Regions from separate parts of the Homo sapiens genome. Here all the other regions are linked to region 6. A link is a contact called in ENCODE Hi-C or POLR2A ChIA-PET data. All regions are on one chromosome and are shown on one strand. Each heading gives the region's core, a stretch centred on a gene start or an enhancer-like site at or near the end of the contact. The rest is flanking DNA. Distances are from core to core; before and after follow the strand shown.

What was found. Hi-C counts contacts between places; a loop is a spot of excess contacts on that map. ChIA-PET counts read pairs that join two places held with the same protein, here RNA polymerase II (POLR2A). Pooled maps may share reads with other maps.
Region 1: a loop to region 6 is called in a map of sigmoid colon, with 8 times the contacts of the local background. The contact joins the promoter of RPL28 here to the promoter of MYADM in region 6. A Hi-C loop is called at or near these places in 2 of 168 maps with a recorded cell type or tissue (naive thymus-derived CD4-positive, alpha-beta T cell and sigmoid colon), 2 of 37 single-sample maps with no recorded cell type and 14 of 50 pooled maps.
Region 2: a pooled map shows a loop between it and region 6 (11-fold over the local background). The contact joins the promoter of EPN1 here to the promoter of MYADM in region 6. A Hi-C loop is called at or near these places in 3 of 37 single-sample maps with no recorded cell type and 8 of 50 pooled maps.
Region 3: a map of ascending aorta shows a loop between it and region 6 (4-fold over the local background). The contact joins the promoter of ZNF613 here to the promoter of MYADM in region 6. A Hi-C loop is called at or near these places in 1 of 168 maps with a recorded cell type or tissue (ascending aorta), 1 of 37 single-sample maps with no recorded cell type and 8 of 50 pooled maps.
Region 4: a pooled map shows a loop between it and region 6 (23-fold over the local background). The contact joins the promoter of ISOC2 here to the promoter of MYADM in region 6. A Hi-C loop is called at or near these places in 2 of 37 single-sample maps with no recorded cell type and 12 of 50 pooled maps.
Region 5: a pooled map shows a loop between it and region 6 (10-fold over the local background). The contact joins the promoter of ZNF581 here to the promoter of MYADM in region 6. A Hi-C loop is called at or near these places in 1 of 168 maps with a recorded cell type or tissue (naive thymus-derived CD4-positive, alpha-beta T cell), 5 of 37 single-sample maps with no recorded cell type and 15 of 50 pooled maps. POLR2A ChIA-PET finds 5 or more read pairs at or near these places in 3 of 52 experiments (BJ, IMR-90 and activated T-cell).
Region 7: a loop to region 6 is called in a map of naive thymus-derived CD4-positive, alpha-beta T cell, with 8 times the contacts of the local background. The contact joins the promoter of PPP2R1A here to the promoter of MYADM in region 6. A Hi-C loop is called at or near these places in 2 of 168 maps with a recorded cell type or tissue (B cell and naive thymus-derived CD4-positive, alpha-beta T cell), 5 of 37 single-sample maps with no recorded cell type and 12 of 50 pooled maps. POLR2A ChIA-PET finds 5 or more read pairs at or near these places in 3 of 52 experiments (A549, BJ and CD4-positive, alpha-beta T cell).

The regions. Positions count from the first base shown.
Region 1 is chr19:55,383,173-55,387,419 of GRCh38, forward strand. RPL28 (ribosomal protein L28) reads left to right here and starts at 2,760. Exons shown (of 5, transcript NM_000991.5): 1 at 2,760-2,793; 2 at 3,178-3,266; 3 at 3,398-3,521. The coding sequence starts at 3,186. TMEM238 (transmembrane protein 238) reads right to left here and starts at 1,120. Exons shown (of 2, transcript NM_001190764.2): 1 at 550-1,120. The coding sequence starts at 1,087. The coding sequence ends at 557. RefSeq lists silencers at 626-715, 1,006-1,345 and enhancers at 720-1,682, 1,636-1,705, 1,736-1,805.
Region 2 is chr19:55,673,227-55,677,385 of GRCh38, forward strand. EPN1 (epsin 1) reads left to right here and starts at 2,000. Exons shown (of 11, transcript NM_001130072.2): 1 at 2,000-2,209. It overlaps U2AF2 (U2 small nuclear RNA auxiliary factor 2), which reads left to right. Exons shown (of 12, transcript NM_007279.3): 12 at 708-1,490. The coding sequence ends at 842. RefSeq lists silencers at 1,562-1,781, 1,952-2,281.
Region 3 is chr19:51,925,327-51,929,128 of GRCh38, forward strand. ZNF613 (zinc finger protein 613) reads left to right here and starts at 2,146. Exons shown (of 6, transcript NM_001031721.4): 1 at 2,146-2,214. RefSeq lists enhancers at 1,166-1,929, 1,785-2,084.
Region 4 is chr19:55,460,265-55,464,142 of GRCh38, forward strand. ISOC2 (isochorismatase domain containing 2) reads right to left here and starts at 1,378. Exons shown (of 6, transcript NM_001136201.2): 1 at 1,248-1,378. It overlaps C19orf85 (chromosome 19 open reading frame 85), which reads right to left. Exons shown (of 2, transcript NM_001386794.1): 2 at 2,737-3,703. The coding sequence ends at 3,208. RefSeq lists an enhancer at 2,763-3,485.
Region 5 is chr19:55,642,354-55,646,025 of GRCh38, forward strand. It overlaps ZNF581 (zinc finger protein 581), which reads left to right and starts at 1,296. Exons shown (of 2, transcript NM_016535.4): 1 at 1,296-1,421; 2 at 2,200-3,270. The coding sequence starts at 2,219. The coding sequence ends at 2,812. ZNF580 (zinc finger protein 580) reads left to right here. Exons shown (of 2, transcript NM_207115.2): 2 at 144-1,117. The coding sequence starts at 156. The coding sequence ends at 674. RefSeq lists silencers at 209-678, 210-504, 1,449-1,498, 2,589-2,698 and enhancers at 1,109-1,328, 2,230-3,195, 2,879-2,928, 2,939-2,988.
Region 6 is chr19:53,866,625-53,870,444 of GRCh38, forward strand. It overlaps MYADM (myeloid associated differentiation marker), which reads left to right and starts at 1,259. Exons shown (of 3, transcript NM_138373.5): 1 at 1,259-1,319; 2 at 3,130-3,214. MYADM-AS1 (MYADM antisense RNA 1) reads right to left here and starts at 2,483. Exons shown (of 3, transcript NR_184033.1): 1 at 2,285-2,483. RefSeq lists enhancers at 64-1,039, 2,149-3,062, 3,063-3,820 and a silencer at 2,815-2,874.
Region 7 is chr19:52,188,424-52,192,505 of GRCh38, forward strand. PPP2R1A (protein phosphatase 2 scaffold subunit Aalpha) reads left to right here and starts at 1,629. Exons shown (of 15, transcript NM_014225.6): 1 at 1,629-1,751. The coding sequence starts at 1,674. RefSeq lists enhancers at 219-1,186, 835-964, 995-1,044, 1,055-1,274, 1,187-2,154 and 3 more.

The DNA.
Region 1 (4,247 bases), core at 1,510-4,009, 1.5 Mb after region 6:
GGGGACCAACCTGGCCCACATGGCAAAACCCCGTCTCTACTAAATATACAAAAATTAGCCCGGCAAGGTGGGGCGCACATGTATTCTCAGCTACTTGGGAGGCTCAGGTGGGAGGACTGCTTGAGCCTAGGAGGTCGAGGCTGCTGTGAGCTGAGATCACGCCACTGCACTCCAGCCTGGGTGACAGTGAGAGATCCTGTCTCAAAACAACCCCAAACGACAACAAAACAAAACAAAACAAAAAATGGGGCCTGGTGTACCTGGAAGCTGGGGCTCTCCCCGTGCGGGGGGCCTAACTGTGTGACTCGACCCCCACACTTCCCATCTCCAGGGGCAGGGTCTCACAGCCTCCCCCACGTATGCACCTGTGCTTGCTGTGTCTGCGGTTCTCCGCCAGAGCCTTCCCGTCCCTGTCTCCACCCCGCCCTGGGACTCTACCTCCCCATGGCCGCTCTCTGTCTCCATCTGTCCATCGCTCCCCCGTCTGTCTCCATTCCCGTCCCTCCCTCGGTCCCTCCGTCTCCCCGCCCTGCCCCGCCCGCCCCTCACCTGGGCCTCACTCGCTGCCCGCGCCCGCCGCCCCGGGCCCGGCCTCGAGCGTGGCGAGCTGCAGGCGCACGCGGCGGGAGCCGGCGGCGGGCGGCGGGGGCGCGCGGGCGGCTCGGCGCGCTCTCCGGGAGCCGGGCGCGGGGCGCTGGCCCGCGGCGGCGGGCGCCGACCAGCGGCGGGAGAGCTTGCGCGCCAGGCGGGCGAGCGCCGAGGGCCGCAGGCCGTAGTCGCGCTCCAGCTCCTGGCGCGAGATCTCGATGTTGCCGGTGTACCAGAGGATCCAGCCCAGCAGGCTCAGGAACACCAGCAGCGCGCCCGAGTAGATGAGCAGGTCCCCGAAGTCGCGGCCGCGCACCTGCAGCTGCGCGAACACGCCGGTCAGCAGCGCCGCCATGCCCGCCACATCCAGCGCCACGGCCAGCAGCAGCGCCATCCGGCAGCGGCCCAGGCCGGCCGCGGGTGCTGGCGCGGCCGCCGGCGCGGACGGTGCACCCGGCGGGCTCCCCTGCGAGGCGCACACCGCTGGCGCCGCCGCCATGGCCCTGCACCGCCGCCGCTGGCGCCCAGAGAGAGCGTTCCGGGGTGCGGCCCGGTCCGGGGCGGGGTCAGGGGACGGCGCCAGGTGTGCCAAGCTCCCGCCTGGTCACCTGAACCGGGCTGGGCGCGAACCGGCGCGGCCGGGGTTACCCTGGTCGTGGTTTCCGTGCAGGGGCTATTGCTCAGAGGCCTGAGCTGGTGGTAGCCAGGCGCACAGCCACGGGTGCCTAGGGCCCGTGCCACCCAGGGAGGTCACATATGGCCAAAAATCAGGGCATTTTAGTGGTGGCAGCATGGGACACTCGGAGCCGGGCGTGGCGTTGTTTCTGCTCAGTGTCCGCCTCCCGAAGCCTGTGCAGATCAGACAGTGCAGATCAGACAAGGCCTTTAGACACCAAGGAGCTCTGGGACGCGAGAACCAGTAGTCGGGGTGATCTAAGAGGGGAAGCTCCGGGTTCCGCGGAAGCTGAGTTTCCTTCACTCAGCGCGTGTCTTCTGGGGTCTCCTGTGTTCAGCGAATGAAGCCACGGGCACAAGGACGGACGAGACCCATCAGGTCCAGAGCGCACCCGTGGAGGAAGCTGGGCGAACCCCGACTGTCCTATGGAGGATAGTCCTATGGACCAGACGAAGCCCCTGCCCCAAGGAGTGCCCGGGTGTAACCGCAAGTTAAGGAGCCCTGGGGAGGTGACACAGGCACCCTCATTCCTTTTGTTCAGTAGGAGTCTCTGAGGCCTCCCCAGCACCATGCCGCGTGGGTGAGGCCGAGGACACAGAGAAATATCAGGCAAGGCTCCTGCCCCCTTAGGGTGGCCCTGACAACGGATCATAACCTCCCAGGGAGCTGATGGGGTGTGACAGGCACACCATAGGCTGGAGGCACAGGTGGAGGGCAGGGAAGAGGACCGGCAAATCTATAGAATCCTAAAGGGAGCCAAGAGAAGCCACATGCAAATCTCCCTCCCTCCAAACAATTCTCCCTTAGAGGGCATCCGCGCTCCCCTGGGGTGGCAGTCAGCGAGAAGTTTCCGTGTAGGTTCTCCCCAGGCTTAAACAGTTTAAGAGTTTTATTTCAAGAAAACCCTGGGGAGGGCGAACTGCAAGAGGGCTGCCAGGATTAGCCGAGGGATTCCGAATGAAGACGGAGTATTTCCGAACATACACACCTCTCCCAAGAGCGTTTCCGGAGGGTTCCGAAAATACCCGAGCGGGCCTCGGCGCCCTCATTGGCCATCACCGCGAGGGCTTACGAAGACCGGAAATATCCAAAGGTGCCGGGGCTAGGCTTATATAGTTCACGCATTCACCAGTTCATTCATAAAACAAATGTTTGTTGAGCGCCCATCATATGCCAATCACAGTGACAAGTGCTGGGTGAGCAATACTGGAGAGATAACGCTGAGGTATGGGTCCCAGGACCTCTCGAATTGGAGCCACTCGGAAATCCAGCGGTAGAGTTTCGAAAACTTCCGAACGGTTCCCGGAATACGCTCTCGGCCCTCTAACCGAAGAGTTCCGAATATTCCCGAGCGTTGAGCGAATTTTCGGCGGAAGCAGCCGAACATCATCGAGCCGCCTCGGAGGTGGGGACCGACAACTCCTGTCGTGCCCGCCCGGAGAGGAAGCGGAAATGCGTGTACGGTATTAAAGGCGTCGCCTCGCCCCTCGCCTTCCTCTTTCCGTCTCAGGTCGCCGCTGCGAAGGGAGGTGAGCGTTCGTCTTCCTCGCGTGGTCGCCATCTCCGGCCCGCCGCGCACTCCCTCTCAGTCCTCTGCCTGCCTTCTCCCCTTGCGCCTCAAGGGTCATTGGCGGACCCCAACCCCTCCCCGTGAAGTCGTTGTGAATTTTCAAGTTATTTTCCCCTCACTCTCATTCGCCGCAGCTAGTCTCGGCTGCCTGAATTCGGTCCCGCCGCCTTAGGTCACTCAGTCCCGCCTGACAAGAGTTCTAGGTCGCTGTCTGCCCTCAGGGGTCTCCCATTCACCCAAGTTCCCAGTCGCTCTCTTCCTCTGCTGTCCGAGCGTGGCCCGTGGCCTAACGCTGCTTTAGTTCTCTGTGTCTGACGCTTTCCCTGTGCCCGTTTCCCCGCAGCCGCCGCCATGTCTGCGCATCTGCAATGGATGGTCGTGCGGAACTGCTCCAGTTTCCTGATCAAGAGGAATAAGCAGACCTACAGCACTGTAAGTGGGGCCCGGATGCGTGGCTCCTGCGGGAGGAGGGTCCTGAGTCTCTTGACTCTGGGTCAGAGGGCGGGACCTTCGCATGTCTCCGGGTCCCTTATTCACGATGCCTTGTGCCGCCTCCTTCCCAGGAGCCCAATAACTTGAAGGCCCGCAATTCCTTCCGCTACAACGGACTGATTCACCGCAAGACTGTGGGCGTGGAGCCGGCAGCCGACGGCAAAGGTGTCGTGGTGGTCATTAAGCGGAGATCCGGTGAGTTTTGTCTGGTTTGGGCCAGAGAGCGGCCCCTTTCCCGGGTCTGGGAGCTGTGATTTTTTACTGTCAGGCAGGAAGAGCGGTAACTGCCATCGCGGCGGGCATCCCTGGCGCCAGGGTGTTGGTCTGGGTACCGGCTTCCCTCTCGGCCGACTTGTCAGCTCTGTGAGCCGCGCGCGTCTGAGCCCGTGTCCTCACCTGTAAAGTGGAGAAATGAAAAAGGACCTGAACTTCCTCGGTGGTTGTTGAGAGTTAAGGCACGGGGTTGATGTTTTCAGATGAAATTCTCAAAGCAAGTCAGGGTGGGGATGGATGGTTTCATCCCACAGGTGGGAAGATTGAGGCACAACAGGGGAGGGGCCCTCGCTACCACACTTAGGAGGGGACAGGCTGGGTTGGTTGCAGCCATTTGATTCCCATTTTGCCTGTGTAGGTTAGAGAAGAGGTCTTGGGGACCCCACTCCATACATTGTGCTGTCAGGTGCAGGCCTTTTTGGGGATTCCCTGAATGTTCGTGTGAGTCGGGGGTCTCTAATGGAGGAGTCCAGCTTCACATGTGTTCTTGACAGGGCTGTATTTTCTTTTTAGAGTGAGTTTTTCTCAGGTCCTTGATTGGAACTGCCTCAGAGCCAAGGGTCCTTTTACTCAGTGGCAGCAACAAACGCAGTCTGTTGGCTAGTGATCCTCCTGTCTCAGGGACACGTAGTCCAGGGAGCAGCCAAT
Region 2 (4,159 bases), core at 750-3,249, 1.8 Mb after region 6:
TTTTTATAGTTTGTTTCAGTAAGGATCCATATCAGGTCCCTGCCTTGAATTTGGTTACAAAGTTTGTGTAATTTATCCTTTGTACCTCACTCCCTCTTTTTTTTTTTTGCAAGCTCTTTTATTTGTAGAAGAAATAAGTTCATCTGCTATATAGAATTTTCAGTGTTCGTGTAGGCTCATTGTATCCTTCCCTCCCTCCATTTTCCTGTAAATTGGTTTAAGCAAGGTTAGAAGCTCGAATAGATCAAGGTTCAAGTTTTTAAATTTTATTCAACCTGGGTTTGAATCCTAATTTCTGAGCTTCCCTTAGTTCACTTATTGTTGGGAGAACATGGCTGTTGGGGTGGTTCTGGGAGCGCCCACCATGGTGGCTCGTGTGGAGTAGACACTCAGCACGAGGGACCCCTCCCCCGCGGTGAGCTCGTCTAGGCCTCCCGCCTGCGCTCTATGGCTCTGCTGAGTTTCTGGCATGTCTCTATTCTTTCTCCCTCTCCATGCCTATGGTGTGTTTATGCTCTTGTTTTTTGATCCTGGAGAATATTTGGGTGAACTCCACCAAACCTGCTTACTAAGGGTCCCTTTCTGACACCTGTGGCGAAGCCCCCTCCTCCCTGTCCCTTCCTGCCTTCAGTGCTGGGGTTGGGTGGACGCTGACTGGCTGTTGGGCGTGAGCCTTGTTCACAAACCTGCCTCTCCTTTCCCCACAGATCTTTGTGGAGTTCACCTCTGTGTTTGACTGCCAGAAAGCCATGCAGGGCCTGACGGGCCGCAAGTTCGCCAACAGAGTGGTTGTCACAAAATACTGTGACCCCGACTCTTATCACCGCCGGGACTTCTGGTAGAGGCGGCTGGGGGAGGGTGGGGGCAGGGCTGGCTGGGGGCTTCTCCCCACTCCCGCCCCCCCCTTATCCCCCTCTGAAGACGATGGGCAGAGGAGTGACAGCCGCAGACACACGACAGCCGGCAGCAACTGGAATGGCAGCAATTAAGGGTGGGGGGCGGGGGTTGGGGGGTTGGGGGGTTAGGGCAGGGAGGGGACTGGGGAAGTGCGCACACAGCCCACACAGACAACACGCACCCACACAGACACAGAGGGAAGGGGTTGGGATGGGGACAGGGTGCACAGCAGGGCGGGGTAGGACCCCAGCCCCTCCCAAAACAGCCTCTCCTTCTCCCATAGACCCCTTTCTTCTCCCCTTCCCCACGGTAGGAACATAGCGTGTTTATATTTTATGGCCAAACTATTTTGAATTTTGTTGTCCGGCCCTCAGTGCCCTGCCCTCTCCCTTACCAGGACCACAGCTCTGTTCCTTCGGCCTCTGGTCCTCTCTGGTCCCCTCCTGGGTTTCTTACGTAGTTGATTTTTCCTCTTTAGTCTCCCCCGACCTGCGCCCAGCCCCGTGGCCCCTGCCCCTCTCCTACTCTCTGTGGCAGTTTCATATTTGCTAAGACGAATTTGCTCATTAAACATTTTGTTGTATTTTACTTTATGGAGCGGCTGTGTGTCCAGTATGTCCGACCCTCTTCCTCGGTTCTGGGCTCGGGTGGGGGTTCCCTTGGCAAACTGCGGGCCCCTGGCTGGGACGCCCCTGCTGCCGGCGCCGGCAGCCTCGAGGCCTTCCCTGCTTGCGCGGTGCCCTTCTCGGGGTCGGCACAGGCACAGCCCCGGGGGACGTGAGGTTCCCGAGTGCTCTCCCACCCCGCCGACAGGAGGGATGGTGGCCGAGCGGGCCGGGGCGGGCGTGGCGTGGGTGTGCCAGGAGCTCCGCGGTTGCCGCCAAGCGAGCTGGAGCTGACTCTCGGCGTTCCGTGAGCACCGCGCGGATCCCCCGCTGCAGCGGGCGGAAGTGACGTAGAGGCGCCTAGCAACGGGGCCCAGCGCGCCGGAAGTGATGCCTTCCAGGTTGGCTTGGCTGCGGAAGCGACTCCTGCCAGGGCGGGGTGCGGCACGGGAGGGCGGGGAGCGCGGCAATTTCCGCTTCCGGTCCGTCGCCTCCTTCTGTTGCTTCCCGTCTCCTCGGCGGCTCCCCTCCCCCGCCCGGCTCTCCGCGCCCCTTCTGGGCGGCGGGGCGGCGGAGCCGTCGGCGTGCGGCCCTCCTTGCGTTCGTGCGTGCGCCCGTGGCCCGGCGCACGTCCCGCGACACCGAGGCCGAGCGGGGCAGGGGGCTGACCGCCATGACCCCCCAGAGCCCGGCGTGAGGGGGCCGAGGTGAGCGCGGGGCGGAGCGCGGGGGACGCTGGCCCGCCTGCTCCGGGTGTTCGGGCCTGGGCCGCGGCGCGCGCGGGCTCGCGTCTGGCCAGTTCTGGGTGTCTCTGGCGGCCTTTGTGTCTCTGCTCCTGTGTCGGCCTTGACTGCCCCCGTGTCGGTTGTCTGTGTCTGTCTCTCTCGTGTCTGTGTGTCTGTCAGCGTCTGTTTCCTGTGGGCCTCTGCCTGTGCCTGTTTCAGTGAACTTAGAAAAGGGTTTGGAGATAGGAGTGTGTTTGTGTGTCTGTCCCGGGTCTCTCTCTCCTCTGTCTGTCGTGTCTGTGTCTGTCAGGATTTGTTCGTGTCTCGTTGAGTTTCCGAGTCTTCTTTTCCCTAGGTGTCTCTAGCCCTTCCCTGCGGGCTTTTCTGCCTATGGTGCAAATCTTACCCCCGCCCCGTCTTCGCATCTGAGTTTTGCCCCCATACCTATCACCTCCAATCCTGAAGTTTCTTTCCAGGAGTCTGTTAACTTGATCTAGAATCTGCCCCTTTTCCCCAGTTTTCTGAGTCTCTGGTGTGATGGTGAAGAGCCCCAGCCTTGGATTCAGAAGCCCGGCTGCCTGCTAAGCTGTGTAATTGCCAGGTGATAGTCTCTGTGTCAAAACCTCAGTTTCCTAGTCGTAGGAAATCCATAGTTCGTAGGCATTCGTAGTTCCTACATCATAGGGTCCTTGTGCATGTAAGTTGAGGTGATGCTTGTAAAGTGCCTGACGGTATCTGACACATAGCAAGTGTGTAATTACTGGGAGCTCTGGTTTTTATTATTACAGTGCTTAGAGATTTTTACACAGTAAGTGTTAGATATCGGTCGGTTATTGGAGTACTCCTTGGAGAACTTTGCCATATCCTTTGTATTCTTTTTAATGTAAGAATTCTCTTTGAATCAATTTAATTTGAAATACAGTCTCATTCTAAGCAGTATCTGAGAAATCTCAGCTTTGATGTGCTAGTTGGGTAATTTTTTCTAATGCACGCCAAATAAGTACAGAGTATTAAGATAGTGCCTTTTCTGCCGCCACCCTTTTGGAAATGTTCTCTGTTTTTTCTCTGATAATAATAGCAGCCAGTGTTATTGAGCGCCTACTATCTGTGGGGCACAGAGCCAAGCACTGCATGTACCCATCTTATTTAATCAACAGGCCTACCAGGTAGGAATTCTTTCATTTCAGAGTTGAGCAAACTGTGTCTCAAGGAGGTGTGCGCTGCAGGTAGCTGATGTGGCCAGGATTTGAACCCACATTTTATATTCTTTGCCATTAGATTCCATTTTTCTTATCTCTTATTTCTCAGCGCCAGGTCTCTTTTTGTTTCTGGGCCTCTTTCTTCCTTGGCCTCCTGCCTCCCTGTCTTCCCATGTTCTTGTATCTGCTGCTGCCTGTGTTTTTCTCATTGTGTCTCTGCCTAGCTCCCTCTGCCCAGGTTTCTATGTGTCTCTTTCTGTCAGAACTGTCTTCTATTTCTTCTCAGTCCCCTTCTCTGCATTTGTTACATCATCTCTTCATCTTAATGTATTAGGCTGGGGCTGTTTTGGGACTCCAGAGAGTTACTTTTTAACTAGCTACATCTGTCTTCAGGTGCCTGGCTTTCTGGCCTGAGGTGGAAGCAGAGGCCAGCCTCTCTCCGTCATCCCTATCTCCCCTGGGCTTACATCATGGCGGGGCTTTGAAAATCTCCCTCTGTGGCTTCTTGGAGCCGCATAGATGGGTGATCAGAGCTGGCTCTGGAACCAGGCTGCTCCAGGAGTAAGGTGTGTGTCCCTGGGCAAGGGGCTGAACCTCTGTGTCTCAGTTTCCACCCTGTGAGGTGGCTATGAATCATGGGGTTGTTTCAAGGATTAACTGAGTTAATACATGTAAAGCACTTAAAACAGTGCCTGGCATGGGATAAGAGCAGTGCGAGTGTCTGCTGGTGTCA
Region 3 (3,802 bases), core at 896-3,395, 1.9 Mb before region 6:
GTCTGTGCCTAGGAAGATTAGTAAAAGAGGAAGGCCTCTTTGCAGTTAAGATAAGAAGAGGGCATCTGTCTCCTGCTCATCCCTGGGAATGGAATGTCTCAGTTTAAAACCCAATTGTACATTCTATTTACTGAGATAGGAGAAAACTGCCTTATGGCTGGAGGTGAGACATGCTGGCAGCAATACTGCTCTATACTACACTGAGATGCTTGTGTAAAGTCAAACATAAATCTGGCCTACGTGCACATCAAGGCACAGCACCTTTCCTTATTTATGACACAGAGAACTTTGTTCACATATTTTCCTGCTGACCCTCTCCCCACCATTACCCTATAGTCCTGCCACATCCCCCTCACCGAGATGGTAGAGATAGTGATCAATGAATACTGAGGAAACTCAGAGACCAGTGCTGGCAGGAGTCCTTCGTATGCTGAGTGCTGGTCCCCTGGGCCCACTGTTCTTTCTCTATACTTTGTCAGTGTGTCTTATTTCTTTTCTCAGTCTCTCATCCCACCAGATGAGAAATACCCACAGGTGTGGAGAGGCTGGCCCCCTTCATAAGGTTGTTGAGATTTATCTATGTTGGTGCATGCATCTATGATTTGTTTTTTATTATTGTTCAGTAGTATTCCAGGGTATGATTACACTGCAATTTGCTTATACATTCATGTACTGATGGACACTTGGACTGTTTCCTGTTCAGGGTATTATGCATAAAGGTGCTAAGAACATTCTTGTGAGTCTTTGTGAGGACATATCATTTCATTACTGTTGTATAAGTATCTAGGAGTGGAATTCCTGAGTCATAAGATTCTTGCTTTTATTTTGCAATTCTCCTAAGGAGTCATATAGTTCTGTAAAGCTTTTCACTCTTCACAGATTTGATATTTTAAGTAACACGGTATGTTTCTGAAATGGAGTTTGCATTTTGGGGCATTTTCTATAGATGTATCATGAAGGACACGTGAAAACTCTGTTATAAATATAAACACTCCACTGCATGCAGGAATTTCCTTCTCATTCTTCCAATGGAATTGTCTTAATTTAGGTTGGATCAGAATTAGAATTTACGTTATGATGACTATGTAAATAATATTTATAGGTCAGTCAGGTAGTATCCTATGATTACTTTTCTTGCACAACTTTTTTTTTTCTTTTTTCTTTTTTTCCTCATGAAGGGGTTGCCAAGGCTGTGTAGTGCAGTGGCTATTGATAGGTGCGATCATAGCTCACTGCAGCCTGGAACTCCTGGGCTCAAGCGATCTTCCTGCCTTGGTCTCCCCAGTAGCTGGGACTACACGTGTGCGCCATCGCGCCCGGGCTTGCACAACTTTTCATTCTCCCAGAGTCGCCTTATTTATTCCTTCCAGAATTTTAGGCACTTGGTTCTCCGAAAGCCCCGACGTTAAGATTGACTCCACCTACAGCAGAGGGAAGGCCCTTCTTCTCTCTTAAGGAAAATTCCCGCCTCCCGCATTGGATTCCTTTTCCGGTTGGCTGGTGGCTGCTCTCTTTACCTGCACTGGGCGGTGACCGTGTCCCTCAAATGTAAATGAGGTTCCAGGGGTCGCTGTTTTTTCACTTTCCGTTGACGGGGTGAACAATATCCTCGTACCTCGATTGCCTCTCCACACCCTTTTGGTCCTCAAAAATCTTCCTCTTGTCCTCCACATGTAGCTAGATGCGTTTTCGCGGTATATGACTCAGGGTGCGATTGCTCTTTTTCCTCTGTGGAGAAAGCGTTTTCACTTGTACGGACACCTAAGTGTTAAGATGGCCGCGCCCATTGTGTCATTCCCGTCATTCTTTGTGCAAAGCGGATGACTTTTCTCCCCAGCCCGCTAAGGTGCACGTAGCCATACCATGTTTGTCTTGGCTAAGCTCGACCCTCTGAAAATAAATGAAACTTGGGCGCAGGATTTAGGTGCCAAAATATGGAGTTCTTCACCGTCCCGCGCTATCCCTGAATACTTGGGCAGAAAAGGTCCACTTTACCTTCCGTACGTGCAGGATTCAAAGATGGCTGCCTCCAGTATCCGTGACGAGAGGACGCGAACTTACTACCTCCCAGTCGTCCGTGCTCCGTACACCTGCAACTTCAGACCTTCCTCGGCCGCCGTAGGCCGGCTTGGAGGCTGGGGGAGGGCCCAGAAGTGGAATAATTCAGGAAAGTGCAGGTTCTGGGAAGTCTCGGTGGGTTCCCCGCAAAATCAGGTCTGTGTGTGGGTCTGTCTGTCAGGATGAGGGGAGGAGGGTGTCTGTGGGCGTCCGTTTAGTGCGGAGCCGTGGAGTTTGTGGGGGAAGCGGGAGCAAGTGGGAGTCGGGGTATTGGGGTTGGGGCGTCTCCGGAGTCAGCCCTGAGGGATCCCAGTGGTCGGTGGTCAGAGTCTGTCCAGAGCAACACTTGGAAGTCCGTGATCAGGGTTTGGTGCCTTTGCGGGTCACTCTGTAGGGCTCGGTGATTGAGGACTGGAGTGAGGAGTGGTTTTTGTCAAGGAAAACTGTGTCTGCTTCGGATTCGGGGTTTTATTTTTTATTTTTGAGACAGGGTCTCGCTCTGTCACACAGGCTTGAGTGCAGTGGCGCAATCGTGGCTCACTGCAGCCTCCATCTCCCGGGGCTCAGGTGATTTTCCCACCTCAGCTTTCCCGAGTAGCTGGGACTACAGGTGAGCGCCACCACGCTATCTATCTATCTATCTATCTATCTAATCTGTCTAATCTAATCTATCTATCTATCTATCTATCTATCTAATTTATCTATCTAATCTATCTGTTTATTGCAGAGACGGGGGTCTCACTATGTTGCCCAGGCTGGTCTCCAACTCCTGGCCTCAAACGATCCTCTCACCTTGGCCTCCCAAAGTGCTGGGATTACGGGCGTGAGCCTTCGCTCCAGGCTGTAATCAGGATTTAATATGCGACTCAGTGAGGAGGAGCCCGGGTTCATGTGAACCTAGGTGTGTGGTCCAGGTTTTTGGATTAATCTAAGGGGGTGTGACCATGTTAGGGAGGTCTAGATGTGACAGTCGTGGAGAAGCTTGTGAAGGCTGAAGCCTTGGCAGCCAGGGCATCCTGATTGGTGTGTGTGTTCAGGTCCAACGGTACATTCCCTCTCAGTCCCTTTTAAGTTTCTCTGCAAGGACTGGTTTACAAATCTCATTTGACTTCTCACATCTCTCCTTTCTCTCATCCTGGTAAATAGGAAAGCTTTGGGGAAGATCAAAGATTAATCAAATCTAAAATGGTAAGGTGGCCTGGCGCGGTGGCTCACGCCTATATTCCCAGCATTTGGGAGGCCAAAGTGGGCGAATTGCTCGAGCCTAGAAGTTGGAGATCAGCCTGAACAACATAGCCTGTCTCTCCAAAAAATACAAATATTAACTGGGTGTGGTAACACACGCCTGTAGTCTCAGCTACTCGGGAGGCTGAGGTGGGACGATCACGTGACCCCGGGAGTTCTAGGCTGCAGTGAACTATGATTGAGCACTGCACTCCAGCCTGGGCAACAGAGTGAGACCCTGCCTCAAAAAAAAAAAAAAAAGAAAAGAAAAGGAGAAAAGAAAAAGGAAAAAACAAAACGAAGAAAATGATAAGGTTTCTATTAAAGATTTTCGTTCTTCTTCCTCAGGTTTACTGTGTGAATGTGTGTATACACACACGTAAATATTTTCTTTCAGGTTCTGACACAAGTAAAACATCTCTCTTATCCCAAAATGTGTTCCCCAGTAATGACTTTTGATAAGATTTTTGTATATTTCAATTTCAGTTTTCTATGCTTGATTTTCACAATGCAGATAAGC
Region 4 (3,878 bases), core at 128-2,627, 1.6 Mb after region 6:
AAGTGAAAAAGAAGCAGAACAGTGTGTATGGAATGCTCCTTTTTGTGCCAAAGAAAAAAGGGAGAGGAAAATGTGTCTGTGTTGCCTATATCTATATCTGCTATCTCTGGCAAACAAGCAAGAAACGGGAGACTCAGGCGGGTGAACCAGGCACCGGGGAAGTCTGTAGGAGCCTTTTCACTGGGTCCTATTCTGTTTCTTCTGAATTCTGGACAATGTGCAACAAGTTGTCTAGTCAATACTATATACAATAAAGGGTTGGCATAAAGCCAAAACCCGGCAAAACTGATCTATGGCGTCAGAAGCCAGGACAGTGACTGCCCTTGGACCACAGTGATGGAAACGACGACGGCGGGAGATCCTGGGATGTGGCGCATGTTTGACTTTTTTCTTTGGATACTTGTTTACACCAGGGTGCTCCCTTTATAAATATTTATTTAAGCTGTGTATTTGCAAACCGTTCGATTTTCTGCGTTTGTGGTATTATTCCAGAAAAAGTGTTCAAAATGCAAAATACAAAGATGGCTTCAGGCCCCCGCCGTGCGGTTGAACTGGAGGCAAAAGGCCAGAGAGCAGGAGGTCGGCGCTGGGGCCCAGTGGGACAGGGGAGAGTCAGGAAGGGGCAGCTGGGACGGTGGGGAAAGTCGGGGAGAAAGGCCCCCAGTTTCTGGTCGAGCGAGGGGCATGATCTGAAGATTCATAGGGGATCCCGGGGAGGGGAACTGGTTTTTGGGAGATGAAAAATTGGGGTGAGGGTGGGTGTGTGAGAGAGAGAGATGTGAAGGGGAGGTCTGGGCTGGAGAGGGTTGGGCGTGTCCTGCGGAACGAGGAGAGATTCAGCCTGGGTGGAGGGTACCCAAGGCCAAAGGGGGCGTGGCTGGAGGTGGGCGGCAACAGGGGGCGGGGTAGGGCCGTTGATTTCCCCACCCGGTCTCGGAAACCCGGCCTTGGAGCCCGGACTTCCTGGCTGTGTGACCTTGGGCAAGTTTCTCTTTGTCTTAGCCTCAGTTTTCTCGTCGGAGAAATGGGGATTAAACCTGCCCACCCCCCAGCGCTGTTACAGAGGCGGCAGGCGCGACCCGGGGACGCTTCCAATCTCTGGCCAGCCAATTCTGGCGGGGCCAGGTGGAGTCCTCCTTCTGGTCCTGTGACCTTGGCCCGGGACGCCCAGGCAGAGCCTCAGTTTCCCCATCTGCTAGGCGGTAAGGTCGGTCTCCAAATAGCGCCAGCAGCGAGAGAGGACTTACCCGGAAGGTGCCGGGTTCGAGCCCGGAACGGCCCCTCTGCAGGTGAGGCGGGGGCACCCTCACCTCTCGGCTCTCGGACGGCCACCGCTGAGGCCTCTTGCGGGCTTCCCAGGGCTGGTTACCGTTTCGTTAGGGCTGGACACGTGGCCCACCCCCTGCACCGTCCGTTTTCCGCCCACTTGGGCCCAGCCGTCCAATCGACACTCATCATGCTCTGCCTCGCCGCTCTCTCCGGCCAATCCGCATGTGCCACTGCCTCTGCCCGCAATCGGCGCTCACCAACTCACCCCGCCCCCTGCCTCTCAACCAATCCGCATATGCAGCTGCTTTGCTCCCGCCCCAGGGGGGGCGGTGCCGGCAAGGCTGTCAGTCTCAAGAAAATGATTAGCTCGCAAAGGCGCCGTGGGGGCGGGGCAGCAGGTCGTTCTGCCAATGGAGAGCCGTAGAGGGCGTGAGTGGCGGCCGACGGGGCGGAGTCGCGCGGTGGTCTCCGAAGGCTCAGACTCTGGCTGGAGAGAGGGCGTCTCGGCCGGCCCCATTGCACAGAGCAGACCGCCGAGGCCGGGAGAGAGAGAGAGGGGTCTTACCTAGAGTAGAGGCATGTCTGCGGTTCGAAACCTGGCCCTCTCTCAAGAAACGGAGGCTTACAAAGATACCCAAGCACTTTCCAGGAAGGGGCTGGCTGAGGGAGCGATCAAGTGAGGAATTTGACGCCCCCCTGTCCTTTGCGCTCTGTGCTGCCTCAGTTTCCCCATCTGTACAGCACCTGCCTCCTCGGGTGGTGTTTAGAATAATTTAGACTCTGTGCTTGGAAATGGAGGTTGAGAGAAAGAGAGAATTTCCTATCTGTCTTGGAATAAATCCAAACTCCTCCCAATTCATGGTCGGCCTTCCTGGTCCGTGCAGACCTCGCCTCTCACCACTCCCCCTGCTCACTCCGCTCCAGCCACAGGGGTCTCCTCTTGCTCTTCCCTCAATGTCCCACCGCAGGGCCTTTGCACGTGTGCTGCCTCAGCCTGGAATCCTAGGACTCCCCATGGCCCAACCTTCCAGGCTTTCAAAGCCTTTCCTGACCACCTGGTGTCAGGTAGCCCTTCCATCAGGTCGCTGTTTTTAATTTTTTTGAAACATCAAAAAAAAGAAAAAAATTGCTCTATCACCCAGGCTGGAGTACCATGGTACGATCACAGCTTGCTGCAGCCTCAACCTCCCGGGCTCAAGCGATCCTCCCACCTCAGCCTCCTGAGTAGCTGGGACCACAGGTATGCGCCACCACACCTGACTAATTTTTTAATTTTTTTGTAAAGATGGAGGTCTCACTCTGTTGCCCAGGCTGGTTTTGAACTCCTGGGCTCAAGTGATCCGCCTGCCTTGGCCTCCCAGAGTGCTGCGATTACAGGTGTGAGCCGCCGCACCCGGCCTTGTGTTTTATTTTCTTTTCAGCACTAACTCCAATCTGAATTGGAAATGAATCTTGCTTTTTGAAAAATGCATGGATATACTCTTTTATTGTCTGTTCCCCGCCAAAACACACACATGCACACAGAACAGGGAGCTCCCTGAGGCAGGGGTCCCGTCTGCCTCGTTCACAGCTGAATCCTCAAGTCCTAGACCTGGGCCTGGCCCATAGTAGGCGCTCGATACATCTTTGGGAATAAATGACAGGAGAGCAGACATTAGGCAGAGGTGAGCCTGGGTGAGAGTGAGGGGTGGATGCCCAGATGGGGCTAGGCAGAAGGAAGGGGGAAGGCAGGAAAGCAAGAAGAGGTGGAGGTGGGGCCCCTGGGCCCAGGAGGAGACCCCTGAGGCAGTGGTCTGAAGTGGGGGTCTGGGTTGGTTTATTTTCCCAGGGGCTGCCAGGAAGGGAGTGGACAGGTTGGGGGCTCCTGGAGAGGGCTGTAGAGCCGTCGTGGAGGGGCCTCTGGCTTGTCCTGGGTTCTGGGCTGGGTTGTGATTGGCCTCATGGGGAGCTGGTCCCCCAACCCTCGGGGATCCCCTGAGAATCCCAGGCACGAGGCACCTCCCAGCAGTCCACCCAACCCCAGTCGGGAGCCACGAGATCAGCCTCTTCCCCCAGGGCATGCTGGGGAAGGGGCAGGGGGCCGCAGAAATGTGGGACCTGCCTCAGGTCCAGCTGGCCCAGGTCGCGATGGGACAGACCCGGCGCTGGCAGGGGAGCATCAGAACCAGAGGAGGGGTCCCATGGCATTGAGGCACACTCTGGGGTGAGCGCAATGTTGTCAAAGAGGTCGAGGGTAGAGGTGTCCAGGGCAGCGAGACTCAGGCTGGCGCTGGCATGGGGAGCCTCAGTGGGGGCCACAGCACAGGCCACTCCCAGGAAGGGGGATGGAGGCGGTGGGGGTGGCTTTTGGAGCGAGGGTCTCTGGGGAGGTGCCTCCTGGGACAGGATGGAGAGGGCCAGGCGCTGGGTGGCAGCCTCAATCTTGGTGAACTGCCTGTAAAGACAGATGTGAGCAGGCTGGTCTCTAACGCCTGAACTCAAGCGATCCTCCTGCCTCGGCCTTTCAAGGTGCTGGGATTGCAGGCTTGAGCCACCACCCCCGGCCAGCATATTTGCAAGGGTCACCTATGTGGTCGCATCACACCGTGCTAGTTATTTATTTTGGTGAT
Region 5 (3,672 bases), core at 46-2,545, 1.8 Mb after region 6:
GTCACAGTTTTTATTTTGCTAGGGAGGTAGTCAGTGGCGCACAAAGGGTAACAAGCAGTGATAGTGGGGATGCTTTCCATTTTAGGAAACTTTTCCTAAAAGGAAGTGGCAATTTTAACTAATCTCCCCTCCGCCGCTCCCAGCTGCCGCTCCAGATGCTGCTGCTGCCGCCGCGGCCACCCCACCCTCGGTCCTCCTCTCCGGAGGCCATGGACCCACCGCCCCCCAAGGCTCCCCCTTTCCCCAAGGCGGAAGGCCCCTCCTCCACTCCTTCCTCGGCGGCGGGGCCCCGACCCCCGCGGCTGGGCCGCCACCTCCTCATCGACGCCAATGGGGTCCCCTACACATACACGGTGCAGCTGGAGGAGGAGCCCCGGGGCCCGCCCCAGCGCGAGGCGCCCCCAGGAGAGCCCGGCCCTCGCAAGGGCTACAGCTGCCCGGAGTGCGCCCGTGTCTTTGCCAGCCCTCTGCGGCTGCAGAGCCACCGCGTGTCGCACTCGGACCTCAAGCCCTTCACGTGCGGCGCCTGCGGCAAGGCCTTCAAGCGCTCCAGCCACCTGTCGCGGCATCGCGCCACGCACCGCGCCCGCGCCGGGCCGCCGCACACCTGCCCGCTCTGCCCACGCCGCTTCCAGGACGCCGCGGAGCTGGCGCAGCACGTGCGCCTCCACTAAGCTCGAGACCCGGCCTGTGCTGCCCTGCCCGTCTCAGGGCCACCAAGTCTGACCCACACAGCGTCACTCACTCCCACACACACCCCCTGGCTCTGCTGAGGTTACTGCCTTACCCTGGGCCTCAGTTTCCCCACCTTCCAAAGGGAGGAGCATCATTCCTTCCTTACCCCCTTTCTAGCTGTGTGATGTAGACCAAAGTCGTTGCCCCTCCCTGGGCCTGGGAACCAGTCGGAACTGGGTTCCAGTCCAGCTGTGCTGTGTGAGCCTGTGCAAGTGACATGACCTCTCTAAACCTTGGTTTTCTGCTCTCTGGAGCGGTGAACCGGTGGTTGTCTGCGGGGAAGAGATGATAAAGAGCACGGGCACGGTCTGGTTCATTTCTGTATCTACCCCCCTTCCGCCCACGCCCCCGACCCTTTGCTCAATAAACATTCCGCACTCCATTTTCAGGCTCTTCCTTGCGTGTGCGTGCACGTTGGGTGCTGGGGGGTGGAGACCGGATCTTCCTCGCTTGGGTACTTTCCTCTCGGTGTGTGTTTCTGGCCGGAGCCGTTTCGCGACGGCCCGGGCGCCCCGCCCCAACCTTCCTTCCCTAGACCCTCTTCTCTCCCTTCGGCTTCTCTCTTTCGGCCGGCGCCGCCAGTTCCTGGGGCACACCCAGAGGTCCCCTTCTCGCCGCCGCCTGCAACTGCGAGGGTAGCCCGGGGCCGCTTGGAGTCGCCCGGACCTGAGAGGCTGCTGCACTGGGTACGGGGGCCGGGAGGAGGAAGGGGGCTGGGGGCGGGCGGCGGGAGGGGCTGGACCGCGTGGAGGGTACCTGGGCCGGGGCGGGAGTGGGGCAGACGCCGGAGGGGGCTGTTCTGGAGCTTGGAGGGGGCGAGAACTTACACAGAAAGGCCCAGAAAGCGAGGGCTGCGGCCCCGGGGGTGGAACCCCGGAGAGCGCTGGGACCTAGAACGAGCCTGGTGGAGGCCGGGCGAGGACTAGAGAGAACCTGAGGTGGGTGGACGGGTGGGAGCACGGAGTTGTTCAGACACGTGGCTGGAGAGAGGGCCGGAACCTGGGGGTCCTAACGTCGGAGCCCCTGTGAATAGGCTTGGCTTGTATGGAGGGGGTCAGGAAAGGCTTGAGTATGTAGCATAGGCCAACACGCAGACCCTGGAAAGGGCTAGAAGGAGGGGAGGGAGAGGCCTGGAGGCCTGCGGGGTGGGGCACCCAGTGACCTGGGAGGGCACAAAGAGGAAGGTTAGAGCGAGGTCCAGGTTGTGCAGAGGAGGTCAAGAGATCCTGTGAGTACAGTGTATGGTGGAGCACCGAGGCTAGGAGAGGTTTTCCAAGGAGGAAGACCCTGGGGACCTTTTAGGGGGCCACAGACTCCAGCTGTGAGCGGGACTGGAAAAGAGGGACTGAGGGGCAGCAGGATGCAGAGGTCCTGGGCCGGGTATAGGGAGGGAAAAGGATGGAGCCTGTGGTGCTGAGCTGCCCTCTTCTATATAACCTTCTTATCCCATCTCCCATCCACCAGGCCTCAGCCAGCCCTCCGGATGCTGGTGCTGCCATCCCCCTGCCCTCAGCCTCTGGCATTTTCCTCCGTTGAGACCATGGAGGGCCCTCCCCGTCGGACTTGCCGCTCCCCAGAACCTGGACCTTCCTCCTCCATCGGATCTCCCCAGGCTTCATCTCCTCCAAGGCCCAACCACTACCTGCTTATTGACACTCAGGGTGTCCCCTACACAGTGCTGGTGGACGAGGAGTCACAGAGGGAGCCAGGGGCCAGTGGGGCTCCAGGCCAGAAAAAGTGCTACAGCTGCCCCGTGTGCTCAAGGGTCTTCGAGTACATGTCCTACCTTCAGCGACACAGCATCACCCACTCGGAGGTAAAGCCCTTCGAGTGTGACATCTGTGGGAAGGCATTCAAGCGCGCCAGCCACTTGGCACGGCACCATTCCATTCACCTGGCGGGTGGTGGGCGGCCCCACGGCTGCCCGCTCTGCCCTCGCCGCTTCCGGGATGCGGGTGAGCTGGCCCAGCACAGCCGGGTGCACTCTGGGGAACGCCCGTTTCAGTGTCCACACTGCCCTCGCCGCTTTATGGAGCAGAACACACTGCAGAAACACACGCGGTGGAAGCATCCATGAGCCGGGCTGCCGGGTGCCCCAGGTACCACAGGACTTTGCAGGGAGCCTGGACTCCTGTCCAGACACCTGGTGAGAGCCTGAGGCTGGTGTTCAGGGCCCTGGACACAGACACAGAGCAGCCGCATCTCAAAGGCAGAGCCCTGCCTGAAGGAGGAATCCGTGAGTAATCTTCAGGTCCTCCGTGTTCTGGAGCTGAGATGGGAATGAGCCCCTACACAGAATGGAGTCCTCTAGCCTAAAGATATCAGCTGTTCCATGGCAGAGCCTTGACTGGATGGAGGTGGGGAGTGTGGTGTGTAAAGTCTCTGGCCTCATAAAAGGTGGCTGTGGGTCGTCAGGAATCTGCGCCATCTTCCTGGGGCTTCTGCGCTGTTGTTGGGGAAGGGACCCCAGTCCTGCCTTCCACCCCCCAACCAGGCCTGAGACTGATCAAACAATAAACACGTTTCCCACTCTGAGCACTCGAGGTTTGTTTTTAGAGACAGCATCTCAGACCCTCTTTGGTGGCCGTCTAGCAGGGAGACCTCAGCTTGCCTGGCTGGGGAATGGGAAGGTTGGCCTGCCTTGGGGTTATCCCCTCCTCAGCTCCTGAAGACCTGGGTCATCTGGGAAGAATGTTTTTAACTGAAACAATTTTAAAACCACAATCTCCTGTTACAAACACATTTTATATGGCAATAGAGTATACAGATAAGCAAAATACACGTGAACCAAGTTTCCTTTTTTTTTTTTTGAGACGGAGTTTCACTCTTTTTGCCCAGGCTGGAGTCCAATGGCACAATCTCGGATCACCGCAATGCCTCCTGGGTTCAAGCGATTCTCCTGCCTCAGCCTCCCTAGTAGCTGGGATTACAAGCGTG
Region 6 (3,820 bases), core at 9-2,508:
TTCCCCTCTTGCAGGATCCGTGAATCCAGAGCCCCAAGCCCCAGCCCCAGCCCCATCCTCATTAAAATTCTGAGTCCCTCCCTCCATCCAGGAGTCAGGAATGTAGGCCAAAAATATCGCTGCCTTCCAGACCCAGGCGGCTAGGCTTGCAACACCTGCTCGGAAAACCCGAGTCTGAGCTTTAATGGTTCTATTATGATGATCATGATGATTTATTTTTAATAGAGCAGAGTCTCCTTATGTTGCCCAGGCTGGTCTCGAACTCCTGGGCTCAAGGGATCCTCCCTCCTCAGCCTCCCGAAATGCTGGGATTACAGGCGTGAGCCACCGCGCCCAGGCCTGATTGTTCTTTTGAGCCAAGAATCTGGGCCTCAGCCTAGGCATCCTGTGGAGCCCAGGAATCCGGGCCCCCAACTGCTACCGCGCTAGCTCCCAGGAATTTTGCCCCCAACACACCCCACCCCTATCCACTGTGATATCTGAGACCTGCGTCCAGCCCGAGTCCCTTACCCTGCGGCGCCCGGTGCCAGTGGGTACTAGGGGAGCATTTTGCCGCCCCTTCAAGTCCTTAAATACAGGAATCTAGCCTCTGTTTCTTGGGGAGACCCATCAGTCAGGGATCGTAGCCCAGAACCACCTAAAGCCCAGGAATACTGCTCTCAATTCTGCTCTCCCTCAGGGCTCCAAGAGACAGAGATCCTAGCCCCCCCATTGAACTGAGGGGCCTGGTCCCCCAATCCGCTGCGACCCAGGTGTCTAAGGTTTCATCCGGCAAGGAAGGGGTGGGGGCGGAACAGACCAGGAAGGAGGGGGTAGGAAGGGAGCGGAAGAAAGGAGTGAGGTGAGACGGGGGCGGGGACCTGAGCTGGGGGGCTCTGCACTAAACAAACCCTAAACATGCGGGGTTTCTATGGTAACGGTCTTCCCTGGCCTACCCGGGAGACTCCTCTAGGGCTGTGTCGAGGAGGGCAGCCCCCAGGAGTCTCCACGCCGCCAGCTGTTGTGTCTTCCTGTTTTGTCACCACGGCAACCGTGACCTCAGCCCTCCACCCTGCTCACTGGGGTGGGGCGGGAGCTCCACGCTACTTTTACTCTGGGGGGCGTGGTCTGCTCTTGGCCCCGCCTCGGGGCGGGGCTGGGATAGCCCAGACTCGGGGAAGTCCCTGTCCACCGCCCTAGCCGGAGCTGCGCCCCGCCCCGGCCCCGCCCCCGTCCCGCCCGCGCTGGCTCCCCAGCCCTCCAACCCCACCCAGCCCTCAGACCCTTCCAGCTGCCGCTGTCGTCTTTGCTTCAGCCGCAGTCGCCACTGGCTGCCTGAGGTGAGGTTGTGGGGACCCCAGAGGGCATAAGCAACAGTCTAGGGTCTTTATGGCCAGAGAGAGGAATGGGCTGGGTCTCAGAATGTCTGGGTCCCTAGAAAGACTGGGGCTGGGCCAGGATTCTTGGGGTTCTGCAGAGGAGAGGGCTGAGGACCTGGACTGTGGAGGTCATACGTCTGGAAGAGTGGGGAAGGGGACCTGGACTCCGGGGTCTGAGGGAGGAGGGGCTGGGGGTCTGGACTCCCGGGTCCGAGGCAGGAGGGGCTGGGGGGTCTGGACTCCTGGGTCCGAGGGAGGAGGGGCTGAGGGCCTGGACTCCTGGGTCTGAGGGAGGAGGAGCTGGGCCTGGACTCCTGAGTCTGAGGGAGGAGGGGCTGGGTCTGCGGGAGTAGAGAGATGGGGACTCGTAGGTGCCCTAGTTGGAGGCTGGAATCTGGTACGTGGAGGTCCTTTAGGAGGGGAAGCGCTTAGGGTTAGGTGTCCTGGGTTTGGGAATGAGAATGGAAGGAATTCAGAATTACTGACCCCTCCCCATCCAGGGGACAGACAGAATCGGAACTTTGGGCTCCTGAAAGGCCGAGGGAGGGGGGTGTTAAGATCCAGCCCCGTGCTTCCGAAGTGCAGAAGGAGCTGGGAAAGGAGGAGAAGACAGGGCTGCGTCCCGCACCTCTGGGTGCCGAGAGCCGAAGCTGGGGTTCCGGGGCCCGATTCTCAGCGTGAGCGATGGGTGTGGCGTCTGGAGTGGACGAGGGAGGACACTGAGGGGCTGGGTGTGGCCCGGAGAGTCGGGTGCGCTGCGAGGAATCCCGGAGGGGTGTTTCCTCACCCTCCAGGGTCTGGCTGCGCATTCCTGAGCTCTGATCTCGGGCGATGGCTGGAGGCCCTAAGGGCGGGGTGGACCCCTCCCCTCCCCTCCCCTCGGCGCGCCCCCCTCCCCTGCGCGCCCCCCTCCGCGGCTAGCCCACCTTCCGCGGGGGACAGAATGAGTGACGCCCTCGCTCGTCCTCCTCCCCTGCTTGGGACGGGGCAGTAGCCCGCCTTCTAGAGCACGGGACGCTGGGCCAGTCCCGATTTCCTTCTCCTTCGAGGGTCCTGGAGGGGCGTGGGGGCAGGCAGTGTCTGGCTCCGGGTGGAGCCTCCCAGGTGCTCCCGCAAGCCCCGAATGGCGATTAGGGAGGCCGTGGGAGGCGTAGCTGGGCCTCGGGCCTGACGCCAGCACCGCGTGCAGTTTCCGGCCTGGAGCCTGAGCCCCTCAGAGGCCCGGGTCCCTGCCCACTCCGGTCTTAGAGATGCTCTTGGGGGGGCTCTCAGCCCATGTTTATAGGGATCCAGAAATGCAGGCCTCCAACCCTGAGAGTCGGGGTCCCCACCCCCCGGAAATCCGGGAGAGGGCGGGCAGCCCCGGAGGCGGGCGGGGGTCCGGGCACCGCCTCCTGGTCCCTGACACATTCCAGATGCCTGGGCCGACTCGAAGCCCTTATAAGGCGCGGAGACACCGGCTCTGGCTGGGCCGCCCGCCTCCACAGCCGCCGCCCAGGGTTCTCCCGCCACTGCCGCCCGCACCCCCGCCCCCGCGGGGTTAAGATCACACACGCGCCCACGCCGGCCCGCGGGGCGTGCACTTTCGCTGGGTTCCGTCCGCCGCAGCCCAAACAGTTAACTGAACGGGGAGGGGAGGGGGCGGGGCTTACCCGGGGTCACCGCCAGGGCCCTGCTGGGTTCCACGCCACGTTCCTGTCTCCGCAGGGCGTTCGATCCCTAGAGGGAGGAGCCTGTCCAAACGGACGCTAACGGCCTACCTCCCCCTCAGGTGCTCTTACAGCCTGTTCCAAGTGTGGCTTAATCCGTCTCCACCACCAGATCTTTCTCCGTGGATTCCTCTGCTAAGACCGCTGGTGAGTAGGCAGCGGGCCTGGACTCCGGGGTCCGAGGGAGGAGGGGCTGGGGGCCTGGACTCCGGGGTCCGAGGGAGGAGGGGCTGGGGGCCTGGGCTCCTCGGTCCGAGGGAGGAGGGGCTGGGGGCCTGGGGGCCTGGGCTCCTGGGTCCGAGGGAGGAGGGGCTGGGGGCCTGGGCTCCTGGGTCCGAGGGAGGAGGGGCTGGGGGTCTGGACTCCGGGGTCCGAGGGAGGAGGGGCTGGGGTCTGGACTCCTGGGTCCGAGGAAGGAGGGGCTGGGGTCTGGACTCCTGGGTCCGAGGAAGGAGGGGCTGGGGGCCTGGGCTCCTGGGTCCGAGGGAGGAGGGGCTGGGGTCTGGACTCCTGGGTCCGAGGGAGGAGGGGCTGGGGTCTGGACTCCTGGGTCCGAGGGAGGAGGGGCTGGGGGCCTGGACTCCGGGGTCCGAGGGAGGAGGGGCTGGGGGCCTGGACTCCGGGGTCCGAGGGAGGAGGGGCTGGGGTCTGGACTCCTGGGTCCGAGGGAGGAGGGGCTGGGGGCCTGGGCTCCTGGGTCTGAGGGAGGAGGGGCTGGGGGCCTGGGCTCCTGGGTCTGAGGGAGGAGGGGCT
Region 7 (4,082 bases), core at 379-2,878, 1.7 Mb before region 6:
TGTGGTAGGCGCCTGTAATCCCAGGTACTCTGGAGGCTGAGACAGGATAATTGTTTGAACCCAGGAGACAGAGGCTGTAGTATGCCGAGATCGGGCCCCTGCATTCTAGCCTGGGCAACAGAGCGAGACTCCGTCTCAAAAAAAAAAAAAGAAAAAGAAAAAGAAGAAAAAAGAAATAGATGCTGTGGGTATTCAGATCTGTCAGAGTGCTAGCTCAGCCTAGCCCTTCAAGTAGCAGAATAAAGGAGGAAAGAGCATCCCAGGCCTTCCCATCCCCATTCAACTCCCTCAGTTAGAGTGGTCCTAAGATTGCGGTGGGGGGGTAGGGCTGTGTTGAAGAGGTTAAAAACAGAGATTAGTCAGATCCAATCCTGCTCCCACTCTATGGAGGAAACAAATTCGAATACATAGTCACAGCCCAGGCTCTGGGATTGAGAGACAGAGAGAGAGATTGGATTGGAGAGAGAGAGAGAGAGAGATGGGATTGGAGAGACAGAGAGATAGATGGGACTGGAGAGACAGAGAGAGGGGTTCTGTGGCTCTGGAAGCCTAGAGAACAGAGCCTGAAGACAGAGAGGAAAGGGAGTAAAGGGGAGGCATTTATGCAGAGATCTCAGAAGTGAATATGAAAGGCACCCCTAGCAGAACGCACAGCTTGGGCAAGGAGGCTTGCTGGCATGAAAACGCAAGAAGTGCTCAGGCAGCTGTAATTCTCCAGGACATCAGATAAAAGGTAAAAAACAGATGGGAGACGCGCCTAGACAGGGTATTGAATACCAGCCCGAGGGGCTTGGGTTTCATCCAAACAGCAAGGCAACTGAGCTCAACACAGTGAGACTCGGTCTCCACAAACATTTTTTTAAAAATTGGCCGGGCCTAGCGGCGCGCGCCGATAGTCCCAGCTATTTCTGCAGGCTGAGGCGAGAGGATCATTTGAGCTCGGGGAGGTCCAGGCGGCAGTGAGCCAAGATCCTGCCACTGCACTACAGTCTGGGCAACAGAGCGAGACCCTGTCTTTAAAAAAGTAAAAAAAAAAAAAAAAAAAAAAGAAAGAAAAAGAAAAAAGAGAGAAGGGCAAGTCGCTCCCTTCTCTGGGCCTTGGCATAAATCAAGCACAAATCAAAGTCTCACTCCCTCCTCCTGCCGCGCAACGGCGCGGAGAGCCAGCCAGCCAGCCAGCGGAACCACGGCCTGGTAACCCAAAACCTGCACACCCTCCAGCTCCCCACAGGACGTCACGTATTACCACCGACGCACGCGCAGAAGCCTTCCCGGGGACTCAAGAAAGGGCAGGCTTAGCCTCCTCCCCATGTCGCCCCTCATTGGCTAGAAACTACTGCTCGTCTCGGTCGTTGTTAGCAGCGACCAGGGCGGGTACAATCTTGGTCGCTAGGACACGGCTAACTTCCGCTTTCTTCCCCCTCTCCTAGGCTCAAACTAGTCAAATCTTGTTCACTCGACCAATGGCAAATCGGAAGTGGGCGGGACTTCACAAGTCCGGACCAAAGAAACGCGAGCTTAGCCCTGGGTAGCGCGGCCAATGGCCGTGGAGCAGCCCCTGTAAACTGGCTCGGGCGCCCCCACGCCCGCCCTTCCTTCTTCTCCCAGCATTGCCCCCCCCACGTTTCAGCACAGCGCTGGCCGCAGTCTGACAGGAAAGGGACGGAGCCAAGATGGCGGCGGCCGACGGCGACGACTCGCTGTACCCCATCGCGGTGCTCATAGACGAACTCCGCAATGAGGACGTTCAGGTCCGGAGGCTACGGGGGACTTGGGGAAGACGCGGAGGGGTACCTGGGGGCACGGGCGGCCCTCGCGGAGAAGACTCAGCGTTCGCTGGGAGTGGCGGAAGGGGGCGACGGCCAATCAGCGTGCGTCTCTTATCTCCCCGGTTGCCCGGACTCCTTGAGACGGCGCTCCCGATTGGGTGTCGGCCCAGTGGAGGGCGGGGGCCAGCGCTAGCCTCGAGGGTCCCGGGCCTGCCCTGTGCGCGCGGCGGTCCGCGGTCCTGGGAGGTTGTGGCCAGGGCTGGGGTCTGCGGACTGGGTCTGGGAGAGAGGAGGACTCCGTGATTGGCGGCGGCCTCTGAATGGCCTCTTGGGGATGTGGGGCGCGCATGACTTGCTCCAAGTAGGGGAGGGCCGCCGGGTGGGTCGGGACCTGGGAAGGTTTTTTTGTTTTCTGGGTTTCGACTGCTGGGCCAAGTGGGGACCGAGAGGCGAAGGCCTGCCATCCTAATTCCTGCTCTTCCTCCGCCTCTCATTTTGGTTTAGGTGTCCTAAGAGGACGGGGACGCAAAAACACCCCCCCACCAAAGGTGGGGACTAGCCAAGTTTAGGAGCGAATTAGGTTGTAGAAACCCGCCTCCCCATCTCCCCGGATCCTCCCATTGACCAGGATAGGGGTTGAGGGATTTGCTAAGCAGATGAACATTTATTTATTTCTTTTTTTTGAGACAGTCTCTGTGTCGCCCAGGCTGGGGCTGGGGAGCAGTGGCGCGATCTCGGCTCAGTGCAACCTCTGCATACCGGGTTCAAACCATCCTCGCCCCTCAGCTCCCTAATTAGCTGCGATTACCGGCGCGAGCCACCACGCCCGACTAATTTTTGTATTTTTAGCAGAGACGGGGTTTCACCATGTTGGCCAGGCTTGGTCGGGAACTCTTGACCTCAAGCGATCCACCCGCCTCGGCCTCCCAAAGTGTTGGAATTACAGGCGTGAGCCACCGCGCCCAGCCCGGATGAACATTCCTGGTTATGGGATGAGGTGACCCAAGGCTCTGAGCCGGGCTGGTGTGGGATTGAGAACAGTTAGAACTGCAAGTCCACCTCCCACCTGCTGTGTGACCTTGTGCAAATTACTTCACCGCTTTGGGTCTCTGTGTTCCATAAAATATGGGCTAATTGTAGTCCTGGTCTTGCTGGAGGGACTTGTGAGGGACTGAACGAATTATGACACAAATAAAAAGTAGAATGGTGTCAGGCCTGTTGTAAGGGCTCGATAAATATTAGCTGTAATTATTGGGAGTGGTGATTAAAGAGGTCCCATCCTCCCTTTAGGTCTGTTTTCCCATTTATAAAATTGGACAAGGTGCACTGGGTAACCTGCCAAACGTGGGTCTCGCCTCCTAGGTTCCTGGTATATCACTGTTTCTGGTGGCATACAGGTTGTGGTTGTATTCCCGGCCCTTCCACTTGTTACTGATTGACAAGGGCAAGTTAGTTAATCTCTCTAGGCCTGTTTCCTCTTCTCTTTAATGGGGTTAATTACCTAGTTCATAGGGCGGTTGTATGAATTCTTTTGTTCAGTAAATATATGCCATGTATGAGATATGATGCTGGGGATATAGTGGAGACACCAGTTGCTATACAGGATCCAGATGTGAAACAGGTCAGCAGAGCTGAATAGATGAGTGTTTGAAAAGTGATGGGAAGGAAACAAATAGGATGTAGTGGTAGCGAATCCATATTGAATTGGGCCTCTATTCTGTGCAGGGCGCTGTTCTAAGCACTGGTATATAGCAGGAACAAGACAGAAAAAACTCTAGGCCTTGGGGAGTTTATTTTGTAGTGAGGAGAGACAGACAATAAACAGAGTATACTGGGGATAAGCATTAGGGAGACAAATAAAAATAAGAGAGATGGGGTATATATAGGGCATGCAGTTTTAAAGTGTGGTCAGGGGAGGCCTTGTTGAGATCCTGTTTGAGAACACGCCTGAAAGCAGAGGGCACAGCAAGTACAAAGTGGGGTGGGGCAGATCCATTTTAAGAAGGCCAATCAGGCAAGGCCCCTCTGAGGATGCAGAGTTTGAGAAGAGATTGAAAGAAGGTGGGGGAGAGCCTCCCAGGAAGAGGGAACAGATATGTAATGGCCTTTTTTTTTTTTTCTTCTTTTTTTGAGACGGAGTCTTGTTGCTCTGTTTCCCAGGCTGGAGTGCACTGACGCGATCTTTGCTCACTGCAACCTCCACCTCCCGGGTTCAAGCAATTCTCCTGCCTCAGCCTCTTGAGTAGCTGGGACTACAGACGCAGGCCACCACGCCTGGCTGATTTTTGTGTGTGTGTTTTTAGAAGAGACTGG